Regions from separate parts of the Homo sapiens genome. Here region 2 is linked to region 1. A link is an interaction called in ENCODE POLR2A ChIA-PET data of the cell type or tissue named here. Cell type or tissue: PC-9. All regions are shown on one strand. Each heading gives the region's core, and the rest is flanking DNA. Links, peaks and the distances in the headings are about the cores only. Region 1 overlaps CRLF1 (cytokine receptor like factor 1). Region 2 has its middle 3.5 kb from the start of KXD1.

Region 1 (2,500 bases), core at 1-2,500:
CTTTTTCCTGCTGCTTCCTTGGATTTGATGCCCACAAGGGCAGGACTTTTGTGTGTCTTGGGCATCACCCCAGTGCCCACAGATCCGGACACACTATAGGTACCCTGTGAATGAATAGATGAACGCGTGAACGAACAAAGGCGTGGATGAGTCTTTACAACCACTCTGTGTGGAACGAGAAGCCCCTTTCCAGAGGCTCAAAGAAGTAAAACACTGAGGCCGGGTGCAGTGGCTCACGCCTGTCATCCCAGCACTTTGGGAGGCCAAGGCGGGTGGATCACTGGAGGTCAAGAGTTCGAGACCAGCCTGGCCAACATGGCGAAACTCCGTCTCTCCTAAAAATACAAAAATTAGCTGGGTGTGGAGGTTATGGTGAGCCGAGATTGTGCCACTGCACTCCAGCCTGGGTGACAGAGTGAGACTCTGTCTCAAAAAAAAAAAAAAGTAGAACACTGAGTCAGGCTGGGGGCATTCGAGTCCAGGTCAACTTGGTTTAAAGATCTCATGGGAAAATATTGTCTCCAACAATATTTTCACTCCTCTCAAACAACCTCATGAGGTTTGTTTTGTTGGTTTTTATAAATTTAAATCTAAATTTTTTATTTCTTTTTTGAGACAGGGTCTCACTGTCACCCAGGCTGGAGTGCAGTGGTGCAGTCATGGCTCACTGCAGCCTCAACTTCCCGGGCTCCAGCGATCCTCCTGCCTCAGCCTCCCAAGTAGCTAAGACCACAGGCATGGGGCCACCACCCCCTCCCCACCTGGCTAATTTTTGTATTTTTGGTAGAGACAGGGTTTCACCATGTTGCCCAGGCTGTCTCAAACTCTTGACCTCACGTGATCCTCCCACCTCAGCCTCTCAAAGTGCTGGGATTACAGGCATGAGCCACCGCACCCAGCCAACCCCATGACATTGACGCCATGATGTCCACTTTCCAGATGGGGAAACTGAGACTCAGAGAGGCATTGGGAGGTTGGCCTGTGCACCCCCTCCTCCTCTGGGCCTTGGTTTCCCTATGGACAAGGTTCTGGTCTCCAGAAGGGGAACTCCTGGGCTGCCCTGATGGCCAGCAGGAGAGAGAGGCATCAACCACCCATGGGCGTCCCCAAGTTTCCTGTGCCTAGTACCTGACTCACACACAACCTGGTTCAGGAAGTCCTTTCCCCTCTGACTTTCACAATACCCCAGGAGACAAAGAGCTTTCTCGTTCTCACTTTGCAGATGAGGAAAACTGAGTGGAGGGAAACAGCGATGATGTCAAGTCCCTTTGGATGGGAGTTGGGGACGTGCAGTTTGCCAGGGCTGCCTTTAGTTCCAGAGGTAGGCAGTGTGGAACAGAACTTTGGAGACCAGAAAATCTGGGCCTAACTAGTATGGCCTTCCCTCATTCCAGCAAGGAAACTCCATCTTTCAGAGCCGGAGTTTTTTCATCTTTAACATATAAGCAGGATTGGCCGAGAAAATGTAGGTAGTCTTAGCCCAGTATTCAGAACACAACAAGTGCTCAATAAATGGTGCTGTTAGGCCAGGCGCAATGACTCACGCCTGTCATCCCAGCACTTCGGGAGGCTGAGGCGAGTGGATCACTTGATGTCAGGAGTTCGAGACCAGCCTGGCCAACATGGCGATTCTTGGACTCTACTAAAAATACAGGCTGGGCGCGGTGGTTCACCCCTGTAATCCCAGCACTTTGGGAGGCTGAGGCAGGCGGATCACAAGGTCAGGAGTTCGAAACCAGCCTGACCAGCACGGTGAAACCACATCTCTACTAAAAATACAAAAATTAGCCGGGCACGGTGATGTGTGCCTGTAATCCCAGCTACTCGGGAGGCTGACGCAGGAGAATCACTTGAACCTGGGAGGCGGAGATTGCGGTGAGCCGAGATCGTGCCATTGCACTCCAGCCTGGGCAACAAGAGCAAAACTCCGTCTCAAAAAAAAAAAAAACATGGTGCTCTTAATGATTCAAGTAAGGGTCAGGGCTTTCATTTTAAGCAGTGCCCTTCCCCCACAGAAACACCTACTATGTGTGAGGCTCTGGGAGCATCACAGGAAGAACCCACAATCTTTTGTTTCTAGTTGCCAAAAAAGAAAAACAAAATGAGAATGAAAAATAAAGAAGGCTAGGCACCGAAGCTCATGCCTGTGATCCCAGGACTTTGGGAGGCCAAGGTGGGAGGATCGCTTGAGGCCAGGAGTTCAAGACCGGCCTGAGCAAACTAGCGAGACCTCATCTCTAAAAAAATATTTAAAAATCAGCCAGGTGTGGTGGTGCACACCTGTAGTCCCAGCTACTTGGGAGCTGAGATGAGGGAGGATCACTTGAACCCAGGAGATCGAGGCTGCAGTGAGCTATGATCGTGCCACTGCACTCCAGCCTGGCCAACAGAGTGAGACCCTGTCGCTAAAAAAATAAAAAGCAAAGCATGCCTGGGTGTATTGGCTCACTCCTGTAATCCCAGCACTTTGAGAGGCCGAGGGAGGTGGATCACGAGGTCA
Region 2 (6,904 bases), core at 3,406-5,905, 49 kb after region 1:
TGGCGGGGACGTACCCTGGAGCCGCTTGCGTGCGTTAAGTCACGACAGGAAAGGGCGGGGCTTAGACGGAGCTTCAGCTCGTGGGTGCATCACAATGAATAGCCAATCAAACAATTCATCTCGCGCCTGCGTATTTCCAGAAGCCCAGGCTTGAAAGCGGCCCGGAAGAAGGAAGGCTGAGAGAAGTGTCCCATTTTGTAGATAGTGTGACTGAGGTCCCAGAGTGGTAACCCTCCCCAAGGTCGTAAATGCTACAGTGGTCAGAGGCCAAACCACACTCAGGTGTCCTGCTTTCCAAGCAGGGAATTAGACTCATCTGTGTTCAGACATCCCTGCTCCACTTTTGCTGATTTTTTTGGTCCAAGTTTCCTTTTTTTTTTTTTTTTTTTTTTTTTGAGACAGAGTTTCGCTCTTGTTGCCCAGGCTGGAGTACAATGGCGTGATCTCGGCTCACCGCAACCTCCGCTTCCCAGGTTCAAGCGATTCATCTGCCTCAGCCTTCCGGAGTAGCTGGAATTACAGGCATGTGCCACCATGCCCGGCAAGTTTTGTGTTTTTAGTAGAGACAGGGTTTCTCCATGTTGGTCAGGCGGGTCCCGATCTCCCGACCTCAGGTGATCTGCCCGCCTCGGCCTCCCAAAGTGCTGGGATTACAGGCATGAGCCACCGCGCCCAGCCCTGGTTTCCATTTACACTTCCACGTTGTTTTGGAGTAATGCGCTGGGGAATTTTTTCAAAAGGGTTTACAGGCTGGGCGCGGTGGCTCACATCCTGTCATTGTAATCCGAGCACTTTGGGAGGCCGAGGCGGGCGGATCACGAGATCAGGAGTTCGAGACCAGCCTGACCAACATGGTGAAACCTTGTCTCTACTAAAAATAAAAAAAATTAGTCGGGAGTGGTGGCGGGAGCCTGTAATCCCAGCTACTCAGGAGGCTGAGGCAGGAGAATCGCTTGAACCCAGGAGGCAGAGGCTGCAGTAAGCCAAGATCGCACCACTGCACTCCAGCTTGGGCGATAGAGCAAGACCACGTCTCAAAAAAAAAAAAGAAGGTCAAGCTAAAAAATGAAGAAAATGTATTTTAAGTTCATGTTAGTTTGTGTATACGAGTACCAAGTTTTTGTAATAAAATGCCTCACAGCTACAATTGGAAAAAAAAAAAAAAACGGGCCTGTGGCCCGAGCCTGTGGTCCCAGTTTCTCAAGAGGCTGAGGTAGGAGTATCGTTTGAGGCCAGGAGGCAGAAGTTGCAGTGAACGAAGACCCCACTCCAGCCTGGGCAACAGAGTGAGACCCAGTCTCAAAAAACAAACAGGCCCGGCGCAGTGGCTCACGCCTGTAACCCCAGCACTTTGGGATGCCAGGCGTGTGGATCACCTGAGGTCGGGAGTTTGAGACCAGACTGGCCAACATGGTGAAACCCCGTCTCTACTAAAAATCCAAAAAAAAAAAAAAAAAATTAGCCTGGCGTGGTGGCAGGTGCTATAATCATAGCTACTCAGGAGGATGAGGCATGAGAATCTCTTGAACCTGGGAGGCGGAGATTGCAGTGAGCCGAGATTGTGCCACTGCACTCCAGCCTGGGTGACAGAATGAGACTTTGTCTCAAAAAGCAACAACAACAACAACAACAAAAATCGCTATAAACTGATGTGGATTAATAAATCCACATCATTATAATTATAATTATTTCCTTTCCTGCCCCTTTAAATTAGCTCCTGGCTGGGTGCAGTGGCTCACGCCTGTAATCCCAGCACTTTGGGAGGCCGAGGCGGGCGGATCATGAGGTCAGGAGATTGAGACCATCCTGGCTAACATGGTGAAACCCTATCTCTACTAAAAATACAAAAAATTAGCCAGGCGTGGTGGCAGGTGCCTGTGGTCCTAGCTACTCGGGAGGCTGAGGCAGGAGAATGGTGCAAACCCGGGAGGCGAAGCTTGCAGTGAGCAGAGATCGAGCCACTGCACTCCAGCCTGGGCGACAGAGCAAGACTCCGTCTCAATAAATAAATAAATAAATAATAAATAAGCTCCTGTGTCCTTTTAATATGTCGCCACCATTCTCTGAGCATTATTTATCTTGGGCTCCACAACATGATCCAATGCTGTGTAAAATCCCTGGAATCAGCCATTTCTCCAAGGAACCTGGTTCCTTTGCTTCAAGAGTAGGATTTAGAAACCAAGATCAGTCGGGGCTCAGTGATTCACGCCTGTAATCCCAGCACTGTGGGAAGCTGAGGTGGGCAGATCAGGAAGTCAGGAGTTCGAGACCACCTGGGCCAACATGATGAAACCCCCCCATCTCTATTAAAAACACAAAAAAATTAGCCAGGCATGGTGGTGGGCACCTGTAATCCCAGTTACTCGAGACACTGGAGAATCACTTGGAACTGGGAGGCAGAGGTTGCAGTGAGCTGAGATCACCCACTGCACTCCAGCCTGGGCAACAAGAGCGAAACTCTGTCTCAAAACAAAAAAGAAAGAGGCCGGGTGTAGTGGCTCACTCCTGTAATCCCAGCACTTTGGGAGGCTGAGGTGGGCAGATCACCTGAGGTCGGGAGTTCGAGACCAGCCTGACCAACATGGAGTAACCCTGTCTTTACTAAAAATACAAAATTAGCCAGGCATGGTGGCACATCCCTGTAATCCTAGCTACTTGGGAGGCTGAGGCAGGAGAATCGTTTGAACCTGGGAGACAGAGGTTGCAGTGATCCGAGATCACACCACTGCACTCCAGCCTGGGCAACAAGAGCGAAACTCCATCTCAAAAAAAAAAAAAAAAAAGAAAGAAGGAAAGAAAGGAAGGGAGGGAGGGAGGGAAAGAAGGGAAAGAAAGAAAGAAATTAGCCGGGTGCTGTGGCTCATGCCTGTAATCCCGGCATTCTGGGAGGCCGAGGCGGGCAGATTACCTGAGGTAAGGAGTTTGAGACCAGCCTGGCCAGCATGGTGAAACCCCGTCCCTACTAAAACACACACACACACACACACACACACCACACACACACAATTAGCTGGGCATTGTGGTGCACACCTGTAGTCCTAGCTACTCGGGAGCCTGAGGCAGGAGAATTGCTTGAACCCAGGAGACAGAGGTTGCAGTGAGCCAAGAACACGCCACTGCACTCCAGCCTGGGCAACAGAGCAAGACTCCATCTCAAAAAAAAAAAAAAAAAAAAAAGGCCGGGCACGGTGGCTCATGCCTGTAATCCTAACACTTTGGGAAGCCAAGGCAGGCAGATTGCCTGAGCTCAGGAGTTCGTGACCAGCCTGGGCAACACAGTGAAACCCTGTCTCTACTAAAACACAAAAAGTTAGCCGGGTGTGGCAGCGTGTGCCTGTAATCCCAGTTACTAGGGAGGCTGAGGCAGGAGAATGGCTTGAACCAGGGAGGCAGAGGTTGCAATGAGCTGAGATTGCGCCACTGCACTCCGGCCTGCGGGACAGAGTGAGACTCTGTCTTCAAAAAAAAAAAATTAAACTAAGATCTGGGTGCTGTGTGTGCTCATTGCTGCTGGGGTGTCACTGCTTCTAGAGGTACCCGTCAGCAGGCACAGCTAAACAATAAGCCAGGCGTGGTGGCACAAACCTGTAATCTCAGCTACTCAGAAGGATGAGGTGGGAGGATCACTTAAACCCAGGAGTTTGAGGCTGCAGTGAGCTGTGATCAAGCCACTGCACTCCAGCCTGGGTGACAGAGACCCATTCTCCAAATAAATACAAATCATGAAGCTGGGTGCAGTGGTTCATGCCTGTAATCCTAGCACTTTGGGAGGCCGAGGCGGGCAGATCAGTTGAACTCAGGAGTTTGAGACCAGCCTGGGCAACATGGCAAAAGTCTGTCTCTACAAAAAATACAAACATGGCCAGGTGCACTCCTGTAATCCTAGCATTTTGGGAGGCTGAGGGGGGCAGATCACCTGGGGTCAGGAGTTTGAGACCAGCCTGGCCAACATGACGAAACCCTGTCTCTACTAAAAACACAAAAATTAGCTGGGCGAGGTGGCGCATGCCTGTTATCCCAACTACTTGGAAGGCTGAGGCAAGAGAATCGCTTGAACCCAGGTGGCTGAGGTTGCGGTGAGCCGAGATCGTGCCGTTGCACTCCAGCTGGGTGATAGAGTGAGACTCTGTCTCAAAAAACAAAACAAGTGGCCAGGCGCGGTGGCTCAGTGGCCAGGTGCAGTGGCTCAAGCCTGTAATCCCAGGACTTTGGGAGGCCGAGGCAGGTGGATCATGAGGTCAGGGGTTTGAGACCAGCCTGGCCAACATGGTGAAACCTCGTCTCTACTAAAAATACAAAAATTAGCCAGGCATGGTGGTACGTGCCTGCAATCCCAGCTACACACAAGGCTGGGCAGGAGAATCACTTGAACCCAGGAGGCGGAGTTTGCAGTGAGCTGAGATCGCGCCATTGCACTCCAGCCTGGGTGACAAAGTGAGACTCTGTCTCAAAACAACAACAAAAACAAAAACAAAAACATTAGCTGGGCGTGGTGGCGCATGCCTGTAGTCCCAGCTACTCAGGAGGCCGAGGTGAGATCACCCGAGTCCCAAAGGTGGAGGCTGCAGTGAGCCGTGATTGCACCTCTGCACTCCAGTCAGGCAACAGAGCAAGACCCTGTCTCAAAAAATAAAAAATAAATACAAACCATGAATTCATACGGAGATGAGGATGCCTTTTCTTTTTTTGAGACAGAGTCTCGCTGTTGTTGCCTGGGCTGGAGTGCAATGGCGCCATCTCGGCTCACTGCAACCCTGCCTCCCAGGTTCAAGCAATTCTCCTGCCTCAGCCTCCTGAGTAGCTGGGATTATAGGCGCCCACCACCATGCCCGGCTAATTTTTTGTATTTTTAGTAGAGACGGGGTTTCACTATGTTGCCCAGGCTAGTCTCAAAGTCCTGACATCATGATCTGCCTGCCTCGGCCTCCCAAAGTGCTAGGATTACAGGAGTGAGCCACCGCGCCCGGCCAAGGATGCTTTTTTTTTTTTTTTTTTTGAGGTGGAGTTTCACTCTTGTTGCCCATGCTGGAGTGCAATGGCAGGATCACGGCTCATTGGAACCTCTGCCTCCCAGGTTCAAGCGATTCTCCTCCCTCAGCCTCTCGAGTAGCTGGGATTACAGGCATGCGCCACCACATCCGGCTAATTTTGTATTTTTAGTAGAGATGGGGTTTCTCCATTTGGTCAGGCTGGTCTCAAACTCCCGACCTCAGGTGATCCGCCTACCTCGACCTCCCAAAGTGCTGGGATTACAAGCATGAGCCACCGCGCCCTACCTAGGATGCCTTTTTTTTTTTCTTTTTTTTTTTTTGAGACAGAGTTTCGCTCTTGTTGCCCAGGCTGGAGTATGATGGCGTTATCTTAGCTCACCGTAATCTCTGCCCCCTGAGTTCAAGGGATTCTCCTGCCTCAGCCTCCCGAGTAGCTGGGATTATAGGCATGTGCCACCACACCCTACTAATTTTGTATTTTTAGTAGAGATGGGGTTTCTCCTTGTTGGCTAGGCTGGTCTCGAACTCCCAACCTCAGGTGATCTGCCGGCCTCAGCCTCCCAAAGTGCGGGATTACAGGCGTGAGCCACCACTCCCGGCCACTAGGATGCCTTTTTTAAAGTGAGATAATCCAAGTTAAATGTATGAACAAAACAAGGTGAATAGTAATTGCTCCATACATGTTTGCTTTTCAGAAGTGTGTCATTAGGTTTAAAAAAATAAAATTAATGTTTACAAGTAATTACTGTTAGCTATTGAGATTCTATACGGTGTGTATGTTATAAATTATATTTGTAACTTCTCTGAGTCTCTGTTAATTGCGAGTCTGTGTAATCACAACATCTATCTCTGAAGGTTGTTGAGAGCTTGGAAGATAAACACACAAGTTCTTGGGCACATGAAGACTGTTTCAGAGCCCTGGAATTACACATATCTGAGTTTTAAATCCTAGCTGAATGGCCCTGGGCAAGCGGCTTAACTCTATGAAATCACGTAGGCAAAATCCTTACAACAAGACTTGGTACACAGTAAGCCCTCAGTAAACTGTTGATAATATCGCTCCCAGGTTCTGCTGCCGTCATTCATGGGAAAGTCAGTGACTGGGAGGCAGAGGCTGGAGGATCCATTCAGCCCAAGAGTTTGAGGCCAGCCTGGGAAACATTGAGACCTTGTTTCTAAAAAAAATTTTAAAAATTAACTGGGCGTGGTGGTGCACATCTGTAGTCCCAGGTGCTTGGGAGGCTGAAGTGGAAGAATTACTTGATCCCAGAAGTTCCAGGCTGCAGTAAGCTAGGATTTCACCACTGTACTCCAGGCTCGGTAACAGAGGGAGACCCTGTCTCAGAAAAAAAAAAAAAAGAAGTCAATGAGGACTGGAATCCTTTTTTTTTTTTTGAGACAGAGTCTCGCTCTGTCGCTCAGGCTGGAGTGCAGTGGCGCAATTTCAGCTCACTGCAAGCTCTGCCTCCTGGGTTCACAGCATTCTCCCGCCTCAGCCTCCGGAGTAGCAAGGACCACAGGTGCCTGCCACCACACCCAGCTAATTTTTTTTTTTTTTGTATTTTTAGTAGAGACGGGGTTTCACCATTCACAGGATGGTCTCGATCTCCTAACCTTGTGATCAGCCCGCCTCGGCCTCCCAAAGTGCTGGGATTACAGGCATGAGCCATCACACCCGGCAGGAATTCTTATATATTTAGTTCAACAATTGGTTTTTGTTGTTGGTGGCGGTTTTTTTTTTTTTTTTTTTTTTGAGACTGAGCCTCACTCTGTTGCCCAGGCTGGAGTACAGTGGCGTGATCTCAGCTCACTGCAACCTCTGCCTCCCGTATTCAAGCCATTCTCCTGCCTCAGCCTCCCGAGTAGCTGGGATTACAGGTGTGCACCACCATACCCAGCTAATTTTTGTATTT

The links. Peaks named below come from ENCODE experiments on the same cell type or tissue, not always from the same donor. Only the 100,000 strongest peaks of a DNase experiment are listed, where the experiment ranks them.
Region 2: POLR2A ChIA-PET joins it to region 1 with 5 read pairs; 13 of 35 experiments call an interaction of 5 or more read pairs at or near these places.

The regions. Positions count from the first base shown.
Region 1 is chr19:18,600,728-18,603,227 of GRCh38, reverse strand. All of the region lies in intron 1 of CRLF1 (cytokine receptor like factor 1), which reads left to right. Among named protein-coding and RNA genes, the nearest start is that of CRLF1, 4.8 kb to the left of the region's middle. In PC-9, for the core only: no CTCF peak of the experiment used is centred there; a DNase peak (open chromatin) is centred at 1,187.
Region 2 is chr19:18,550,925-18,557,828 of GRCh38, reverse strand. No RefSeq gene overlaps it. Among named protein-coding and RNA genes, the nearest start is that of KXD1, 3.5 kb to the left of the region's middle. RefSeq lists enhancers at 1-140, 141-932. In PC-9, for the core only: no CTCF peak of the experiment used is centred there; no DNase peak of the experiment used is centred there.